Regions from separate parts of the Homo sapiens genome. Here regions 1 and 2 are each linked to region 3. The links are chromatin contacts, found by Hi-C or POLR2A ChIA-PET in ENCODE. All regions are on one chromosome and are shown on one strand. The core of a region is the stretch at or near the end of the contact, and the rest is flanking DNA. Distances in the headings are between cores, read along the strand shown.

Region 1 (3,137 bases), core at 136-2,635, 260 kb after region 3:
GCCCCGTTACCGTGCATTTAATTTTTAAGCACATCTAGCTGAGTCATCCGTGACATCCCAAGCTATTTGTTGGTGCCTGAGAATACAGAATGAGTAAGATGCCGCTCCAGGCCCAGGTGAGAAGTGACACCGTGCTGGCAGCCTTCACAGCCCTCGCTCGCTCTCGGCGCCTCCTCAGCCTTGGTGGCCACTCTGGCTGTGCTTGAGGAGCCCTTCGGCTCGCCGCTGCACTGTGGGAGCCCCTTTCTGGGCTGGCCAAGGCCAGAGCCGGCTCCCTCAGCTTGCGCGGGGAGGTGTGGAAGGAGAGGCGCAGGCGGGAACCCGGACTGTGCGCGGCGCTTGCGGGCCAGCGCGAGTTCCGGGTGGGCGTGGGCTCGGGGGGCCCCGCACTCGGAGTGGCCAGTTGGCCCGCAAGTCCCGGGCAGTGACGGGCTTAGCACCTGGGCCAGCAGCTGCTGTACTCGATTTCTCGCCGGACCTTAGCAGCCTCTCCGCAGGGTAGGGCTCGGGACCTGCAACCAGTCATGCCTGAGCCTCTCCCCAATCCCAGCGGTGGGCTCCTGCACAGCCCGAGCCTCCCGGAGGAGCCCCGCTCCCTGCTCCAGGGCGCCAGTCCCATCGACCGCCCAAGGGCTAAGGAGCGCGGGCGCACAGCACGGAACTGGCAGGCAGCTCCACCTACGGCCTCTCTGAAGGATCCAGTGGGTGAAACCAGCTGGGCTCCTGAGTCTAGTGGGGACTTAGAGAACCTTTATGTCTAGCTAACGGATTGTGAATATACCAATCGGCACTCTGTATCTAGCTCAAGGTTTGTAAATGCACCAATCAGCACTCTGTGTCTAGCTCAGGGTTTATAAATACACCAATCGGCATGCTGTATCTAGCTAATCTAGTGGGGACCTGGAGAACTTTTGTTTCTAGCTCAGGGATTGTAAACGCATCAATCAGCACCCTGTCAAAATGGGCCAATCAGCTCTCTGTAAAATGGACCAATCAGCAGGATATGGCGGGGGAGGAGCAGGGAGAGAGAGCCAGGTAAGGGAATAAAAGCAGGCTGCAGGAACCAAAAGTGGTAACTCACTCGGGGTTGGTTCCACATAGTAGGAAGTTTGTGCTTTCTTTCTTTGCAATAAGTTTTGCTGCTGCTGAGTGTTTGGGTCCCTACTGCTTTTATGAGCTGTAACACTCACCACAAAGGTCTGCAGCTTCATTCCTGAAGTCAGTAAGATCACAAACCCACCAGAGGCACTGCCTTAAGAGCTGTAACGCTCACTGTGAAGGTCTGAAGCTTCATTCTTGAGCCGGCGAAACTGAACTCACCAGAAGAAAGAAACTGGAAACAGGAACATCACTTTTAAGAACTGTGACACTCCTCGCGAGGGTTTGTGGTTTCGTTCTAGAAGTCAGTGATAACCAGGAACCCGCCAATTCTGGACACACAGGTGGAGGGAGGATGCCTGTGTGCCTCCAGGGACTGAGCTGCATCCTAAAATCATGGGCTCCATTGTTCCACAATCTCTGAGAAAGCCTGGGGGCGGGAGGGCCTAAGGAAAATGACCATAGGACTTTGTTTAGCATTCTTGTGTTCAGTGCTGGGGGTGCCTGGCCATAGCTGGAAAACACTTCGCTCCTGCTGTTTTGAAACTTCCCTTGTGCCAAGACAGAAATGCCAAGGGAAGAAAAAACATGAAGCGTGTGGTCCCAGACACAGAAGCCATGTCCATCCCCTCCTCTCTCCCTCCTGTTCCATCCCATGGCTGGTTTTCGTGGCCCTGGGCCCTCGTTCCAGACCTACAGGTACTTGCTGTTCCTCACCTAGGGAACATGCTGTGAAAGGAAACGGGATTATAGGAAAATGAAAGAGAAGGTAGCGAAGATGCTGGCAAGTCAAAAATGTATCAGTGTCTGGGATGGCCTGTGGGGATCAGTGCCTCCCTTTGTCCCGGCAGAGTCGCAGTAGCAGGGCTGAAGCCCAGGCCCGACTTTGCGGCTCACACGCCCTTAGCTTACGCATCTGTGAGCAAAAGCATGCTGGGTCTAGGAGGCACTTTCTAGCCTGGCCTGTGTGGTGCTTAGGGTCCCAGCCATGGCATGCTGAATGTTTGCTTCTCTTTGCTGATCCTTTACTGACCTGAATGAAACGAGGAGACTATAAAAGTTGTCAATTACATCAGCTTCTTTTTTTCTTTTGTTTTTCTTTTTTAAGTTTAATTTTGGCTCTTCTAGGAACGTTATGTACTTGAAAAACAGAATACTATGGCATTCCTCAGTGGGAAAACAACTTTTCTCAGATCCGAAGCTACTAAAATGCCTACTTTTGACGTAGGGTTTTTATTTTTTTTGTTTTTAAAAAGAAAGGTGCAGTAAAATTTATTTTTTATTTATTTATTTATTTTTTCAAACGGTCTTGCTCTGCTGCCCAGGCTGGAGTGCAGGGGTGTGATCTCAGCTCACTGCAGCCTCCACCTCTTGGGTTCAAGCGATTCTCATGCCTCAGCCTTCTGAGTAGCTGGGACTATAGGCATGTACCACCATGCCTGGCTAAGTTTTGTATTTTTTTTTTTTTTTTAGTAGAGACAGGGTCTCACCAGGTTGGCTAGGCTGGTCTCAAACTCCCGACCTCAGGTGATCTGCCCACCTTGGCCTCCCAAAGTGCTGGGATTACAGGCGTGAGCTACCGCACCTGGCCAAATTCACTCTTTCTGGTGTGCAGTGCATCAAATTGGGTAAGCACTACCATAAGCACTACCATAAGCATGGCGCTGAACAGTTGGGTCCCTCCTCATGCTGCCCTGGGGCAGACTCCTCCCACCCTCAGCCCCTGGTATTCCCTGATCTCTCCTCTGTTCTTACTATTTTTTGCCTTTTCCAGAATGTCGTATAAGTGAAACCTACAGTAGGTAGTTTGTTGGGTCTGGCTTCTTCCACTTAAATGCATTGAAAATTAATTCATGCTTATGTGAAGATAAGATTTCATCTTTCTTGGTTAAGGGATGCCTAGTAGCAGAATCTTTTGGTCAGATGGTAAGCATATGTTTAACTGAATAAGAAACCACCAAACTGTTTCCCAAACTGGTTTACCATTTTTCACTTTCGCCAGCAACGCGTATGAGAGTTTTGGTTGTTCCGTGTCCTCT
Region 2 (2,950 bases), core at 171-2,670, 470 kb after region 3:
AAAGAGAGAGGGGCAGAGAGAGTGCAAATACGGCCAATGTTAATAATTCATCAATCTACAGTGAAGGTCAAACAGCGGTTCTTTGTACTATTCTTTTATCTTTTTTGTGAGTTTGAAATATTTAAAAAAATTGGGGAAAATACTTAGGAATAACTGTAACAAAAATACAGGACCTATATGAATCAATGTACAATATAATATTTAAGGATATAAAATGCAACCCAAATTCATGAAAAGATTATATATGATTAGAGAAGTGCAGATATGTGAGATAATTTTTTCTGGTGTTCATATTTTTAAAATCTCACACACTTTTATATATTAGGACATTAAATTGTAGCAAAGAAAATACAGACCATTTACTCATTCATTCTGCCTCTCTCCGTTTGCTCAATGAACGCTGACTCATCACTCGGGCTCACACAGCGGCTCAGCCCCTGGCCCCGGCTCCAGTTCCCCATTCTGTGTGGGCAGGACAGAAGCGGGAAGCGGGAAGCGAGCGGGGGTGCAGGCGGGGGGACATGAATCGGAACAACCGTGGCTGTCAAAGATGCCGGTGCATCCATCTCACTACTCCAGGCTAAGAAGGGACAGACTCAGAAGCTGGGGAGAGGGTTGTGAGGGCCGTGACTCTGGAGATAACCATATCTGCAGGGCTGCTCGGGGTCCACACAGGAGCTCCTCACTTCCTGCTGGTGCTGTGCTGCACTGTTCCCAAAGTGATGGAGCAAGAGAATTTGGCCTGGTCCTACTGTGTGCTGTTGCTGTGTGACCCTAGGCATGTTGCTTCACGTCTCTGGGGCTCAGTCTCCACCTGCAAAATGAGGTGGGTAGGACCAACTACCTCTCCAAGGTGCCTCCAGCGCTGGTGTTCTATGATGGGCTGCCCTGTTTCTTCCAGTCTGGTCATTTCTTGCAGATTAAACCTGCTGGGATATAACTGGGTGCTACGGTGGGGATATTAAGCCCCTTCAATGCTAAGTGTTGATGTCACACATTAACTATATCTGAAGCCAACAGATCAGTACCAAATTTTGGGCCCACCCTGCCAAGGAGAAGCCGTGGCCTCTCCAGGCCCTTTGCAGCTCCTCCCTCCAGCATGCAAGCTGGTGCTGGAGGGGCCCTTTCCCTCAGGAGATCCGGTGCCCCTGCCTGGGAGCCCACACACCTACTGTGCATGGTGGGATCTAGAAGTCCCTGCACAGCTCCCTTGGCTCCAGCTCTGCTTCTGTGATGTGAATTCCAGCCTTAATTAGACAGCAGGAGCCTTTCGTACCCATTTCTGCTCTTTCTCCAAAGTACAGGTGGCTGGGCAACAGCTATGTGGAGAGATTTTTTTTCAGGTCTTTGCTCTGTTCCTCTTTTCAGAAGGGAGAAAAAACAGTGGGGGGAAAAGATGTTTTCTCACTTAATAGAAGCTGGTGAGAGGCAGTCTATTAGTAAGGAATTTGGGGCTTTTTAGATTTGAATTTTGGGTCATTCTTCCTTCTGATCATGTCAATTGGTGAGTTCATTTCTTCTGCGAAAACAGATTAGCCTTCGAGCTTCCTGAGAACTGAGACAACGAGGTCCCCTCCATCTTTGAGTCAGCCTGGCCTCGGGGACAGAGGATGGATTTTGGAGTCGGACAAGCCCCGGCTGAGGCTCCCTTCAGGTGTTCACTTGGGCAACAACACGGTGGCTGTGGGATGACTTGGCTTGTGCGGGACTCTGAGTAGCACGGCCCAGCCGTGACCTCTTGCTGTCCCTCCAGTCCACAGGGACCTGAATGCAGGTGGTCACCAGCCTCCTCTGGAGCATATCACTTCCAGTAGTTGGTATCTGCATTAATAGCCCTTGGGAGGACAGGGGCCCTGAGGGGGGTTTCCTGTAACCAAAGAGGTAATGTAATATGGTGGAGTTCCTAAGGGATTCAAGATTAGGCTAATCCTGCCCTTCAAACATTTCCCCTGAAACCTCTCAGTCATGACCTTCCAAGACGAGAAGCTTCACGGCAGGCAATGAACAGAGACGGCGTCATCTCCAAGGCTCAGTGGAGCGAGTCACGTCACCCTCACTTAGCTGCATGGGTAAGTAAGCCCAGGCCTAGGGAGCTAGCGAGGGGCGGGGCCTGAATTTGAACTCCAGCGGGCTGGCTGCAGGCCCTGCTGCCTCAGGACCCCCACCACAGGGAAGCTCACAGCCTCTCAGCATCTAGCCCAACCAGGCCAGTCAAGAGGTTGGCAAATTCTAAAAACCCCCGATCACCAGCTGGTCTGGTCCCTCAGGCCTGGCTGTTCTCAGTCTGCCCCCTGGCTGTCCCCGGGGCCTCCCCAGCAGGGCCTCCAAAGGCACCCCTCCCACGCTTCACACCTGCCTGGGGTGCCTCTTTTCTCCTTGAATTTAACTACATCCAACATCTCCTGAGCTGTTTGTGTGTGCTGGGCAGTGCACTAGGCTCTACAAAGATAAGTTAGAAACAGTCCCTGTGGCAGGGAACTCACAACTTAGTCTTGGAGAACACAATCTTGAACCCAGAGAAAGCATGGCAAATGTCTGCAAACACATTCAGGGGGTCCGAGGGACTGACGAGGTAAGCACAGCCCGTGGGTTCCATGCTTCAGAGCCTGGGGAGCACTGCCGCTGTGGAGGCGTCTGCACCACACGCTCGACATTTCATTCCAACCCTCACAACCGTCCTCCAAGAGAGCCATTATCGCTCCCACTTTTTGCAGATGAGAAAATCAAATTACAGCCTGGTGACTTTGACCATGGCCATGCAGCTAGCCATGGGCAGTGCCAAATTTCAAATACATGTTCATCTGGATCCATGTCAGCCTGATTCCCACCATTCCAGATCCTCCCCTCAGTGCAGCCCAACCCTCTTTCAGAGCTGACGTCTCTGTAACCACCCAGCTCCTAAGTGGAGGGTTCAGGTTCAGGCTCAGGTGCCCCGTCCCCAAGCCTGCTC
Region 3 (3,107 bases), core at 535-3,034:
AAGCAGGGGGCAGCGCTCGTCGGGGAGGCTCGGGCGCACGGAAGCCCATGGCGGGGGGGGTTGGCTCAGGCACTGCAGGCTGCAGGTCCCCAGCCCTGCCCCGCGGGAAGGCAGCTAAGGCCCGGGGAGAAATTGAGCACAGCAGCTGCTGGCCCAGGTGCTAAGCCCCTCACTGCCCAGGGCCGGCGGGTTGGCTGGCCGCTCCGAGTGCCGGCCCGCTGAGCCCACGCCCACCCAGAACTCGCGCTGGCCCGCAAGTGCCGCACGCAGCCCGGGTTCCCACCAGCGCCTCTCCCTCCACACCTCCCCACAAGCTGAGGGAGCCGGCTCCGGCCTTGGCCAGCCTAGAAAGGGGCTCCCACAGTGCAGCGGTGGGCTGAAGGGCTCCTCAAGCACAGCCAGAGTGGGTGCCAAGGCCGAGGAGGTGCCCAGAGCGAGCGAGGGCTGTGAGGGCTGCCAGCACGCTGTCACCTCTCAAAACAATGTTTTAGTAGAAGTATATCCCATGCAACATTAGTTTAGTGATAAATATATCTATACTACAAATTACTTGTTGTTTATCTGAAATTAAACTTTACTGGGTATTTGTATTTTTATTGCTAAATCTGCCAACCTAGGTTGTTGAAACTTACTTTTTTCCACTTCACTTAATATTCTTTTCACAGTCCACTCTGACGAGATGTAGCTTCCCCACACTCCTTTGAAACTGCTTTTGTCAAGGATGCCAATGACTGGCATATGCCAAACTCAATTGTCTCTGGAGTCTTGGCCTCACAGTACTTCTGAACATTGGCTATCAATTCCTCCTTCCTGAAACTATTTAGCTTCCAGAATCCGCTACCCCCACTTTCCTGATTGTCCTTCCTCCCTGGCCATAGCCCCTGAACCCGAGCTTCCCCCAACCTAGAGCATCCCCTGACCCTAAGTATCCCCCCAACCCTGAGAACCCCCTGACCCCGAGTATCCCCCGACCTCGAGAACTCCCCGACCCCGAGCATCCCCCCAACCCCCAGCATCCCACGACCCCGGGCATCTCCCCCGATCCTGCGCATCCCCTGACCTGGTATGGCGCCCTGACCCAGTGCAGCCCTCAAACCCCTGCAGCCCCCTGACCCCATGCATCCTCCTGACCTAGGGCTGCCCCTGACTCAATGTTGCCCCCGGACCCCAGTGCCTCCTCCTGACCTGAGGCACGCCCCCCAACCTGGTACAGTCCCCTGATTCCAGTGCATCCTTCTGACCCAGTGCTGCCTCCTAACCTGGTGCATCCTCCTTACCCAGTGTGGCCCCCTGGGGATGCACACTCCAGTGCATCCTCCTGACCTGATGCTTCCTCTGGTCTCGGTGCAGCCCCCCTGACCTGGTGCAGCCCTCTGATTCCATGCATTCTCTTGACCTTGTGCATCCCCCTGTTCCGGAGGGGTCCTCTGACCCGATGCAGGGCCCATCGTTGTGAACTGTGGCCCACAAACGCACTATCATCCCACAGTCTCCCTGAGATGACCCGAGGGCACGGGGATGGATGGTGCACCCGGCCTGCCCCTTGAGCTTGTATCCTTCTTTCCCTCCCTCACCGCTTCCCGCCACCGCAAAGACGCCCAGCAAAAACCTCCTACTCGTGTCCATTCAGGCAGCTGGGTCCCTCGGAACCCAAGGCATTCCAGCGTCCACCGCCCACGGCCCCTGCTGACCTCCAGCACCCGCGCCGGTCTCCTCCCCTCCTCTACCCTCCCCTGAAGGCTCCGCCCATCGAGGACTCGGCGCTCGACTGCCAGGCGGATCTACACGCTCGGCGCTCGCGGCGGGCGGAAGTGAGGTGCCGGCGGCTGGCGGCCGCGGAGTCTTCGGCGAGACCTACCGGGCCCTGTCTGTGCCGGCCGTGAGCTGCGGCAGGACGGCTGGAGGTATGTGTGGGAGGCTGGAGGGCCTGGCCGAAGGCCAGCGGGACATGGACGTCAGCTGCACGGAGGTGGCCGCCTGCGGCGTCCGTCCAGGCCTCAGCGGTGAAGGGACAGCCGCGCCCACTGGCGCCGTCGGTCACCTGCGGGGCCCCGCGACCCCCCGCGGTTCCCAGCCCCGCAGCCCCCATCCCCGCCGTCAGCCGCCTGCTGGGCTCCGCGCCCACCCCCGCCAGTTCGCACCCCCGCGGTCCCCACCTGCGCCGGTGAGGGGCGTGGGCTGCAGAGGGCTGACTCCAGGCCCCGCCCGCTGGAGCTGGCCCCAGACTGCGCCGCTTCGCCCTTGCGCAGTTGCCACTCCGTGAGATTTGAGAATTTCTCCGGAAAAGTGAACGCGAGGCGGGTGTTACCTGTCTGCCTAGGCGTGCATCCCGCTCTGGCTGTCCTGAGCGCTTAAAAGGCGCCTGCCGCTGTTGTCAGCGTTTGCGTGCACGTACTTGATCCTCGCGCGGGTGTATGTACGCTGCCGTGTGACCCATTTTACGGATAGGGGAGCGGCGGCTCAGAGTGCTTGAGCAAAGAGCCTGAGGTCCTGTTGTAGCTGCCATTGAGACCTTGCGCGCCGGCTCCAGGTCCGCACACCAGCAGCCTGGAAGCCTGGTGATGCGTAACCCTGTATCCCAAGATTGTTAAGAAAACACTTTAGTAATTCCGAGAAATAGTTCTTGAAAGAACTCGTCTTTGAATGGAAGTAAGTTATTTTTAATCTGCCAAAGGTCAACATACTAATAAGTCTGAGAAATTTTAAGTCTGATGCCTTTATGAATCTGTGAGTAAACTTACAAGGAACACTTAAAAAATATTTTTTCTAAGTTAGCCACACTTTAATTAAATCTTTTTGTGTGCACTATGCAATATTGAAAAGTTACTTCTGAGCTTATGTGGATCTGTCTTCTAATGCATAATAATGTTTTGTTTATGAATGTTAGTATGTACTGGCCCATGCTTTGTGTAACTGACTCCTTTAATGACAAATCAACTGAAAGCCAGAATCTTCTCAAAGATGATTTTTTTGTGCTAAAAGTTGGCGATTCCCAGAGTAGTAATAGAAAGAGGGTGATGTGTGCTTAGTACTTACATGTTCACTTGTTTGTCTAAGTAGAAACTTAATAAATTAAAGCAGAGAAGCAGAGTTCCCCCAGTGTGACT

What was found. A loop is a pair of places that touch in the nucleus more often than their neighbours do. ChIA-PET counts read pairs that join two places held with the same protein, here RNA polymerase II (POLR2A). Pooled maps may share reads with other maps.
Region 1: a loop to region 3 is called in a pooled map, with 4 times the contacts of the local background. The contact joins the enhancer-like site here to the promoter of EXOC2 in region 3. A Hi-C loop is called at or near these places in 1 of 168 maps with a recorded cell type or tissue (naive thymus-derived CD4-positive, alpha-beta T cell), 1 of 37 single-sample maps with no recorded cell type and 7 of 50 pooled maps. POLR2A ChIA-PET finds 5 or more read pairs at or near these places in 3 of 52 experiments (CD4-positive, alpha-beta T cell, activated CD4-positive, alpha-beta T cell and activated CD4-positive, alpha-beta memory T cell).
Region 2: a pooled map shows a loop between it and region 3 (3-fold over the local background). The contact joins the enhancer-like site here to the promoter of EXOC2 in region 3. A Hi-C loop is called at or near these places in 2 of 37 single-sample maps with no recorded cell type and 9 of 50 pooled maps.

What each region holds. Positions count from the first base shown.
Region 1 is chr6:433,084-436,220 of GRCh38, reverse strand. No RefSeq gene overlaps it. Among named protein-coding and RNA genes, the nearest start is that of IRF4, 43 kb to the right of the region's middle. RefSeq lists a silencer at 1,311-1,475 and an enhancer at 1,249-1,478. Within about 2 kb of position 1,385, at least 2 of the 41 ENCODE cell types and tissues checked have a DNase peak (open chromatin) inside an H3K27ac peak, as active enhancers do.
Region 2 is chr6:217,586-220,535 of GRCh38, reverse strand. No RefSeq gene overlaps it. Among named protein-coding and RNA genes, the nearest start is that of LINC03066, 14 kb to the right of the region's middle. RefSeq lists enhancers at 1,548-1,597, 2,418-2,467. Within about 2 kb of position 1,420, at least 4 of the 41 ENCODE cell types and tissues checked have a DNase peak (open chromatin) inside an H3K27ac peak, as active enhancers do.
Region 3 is chr6:691,816-694,922 of GRCh38, reverse strand. It overlaps EXOC2 (exocyst complex component 2), which reads left to right and starts at 1,784. Exons shown (of 28, transcript NM_018303.6): 1 at 1,784-1,904. RefSeq lists enhancers at 1-141, 1,571-2,457 and silencers at 2,025-2,084, 2,095-2,164.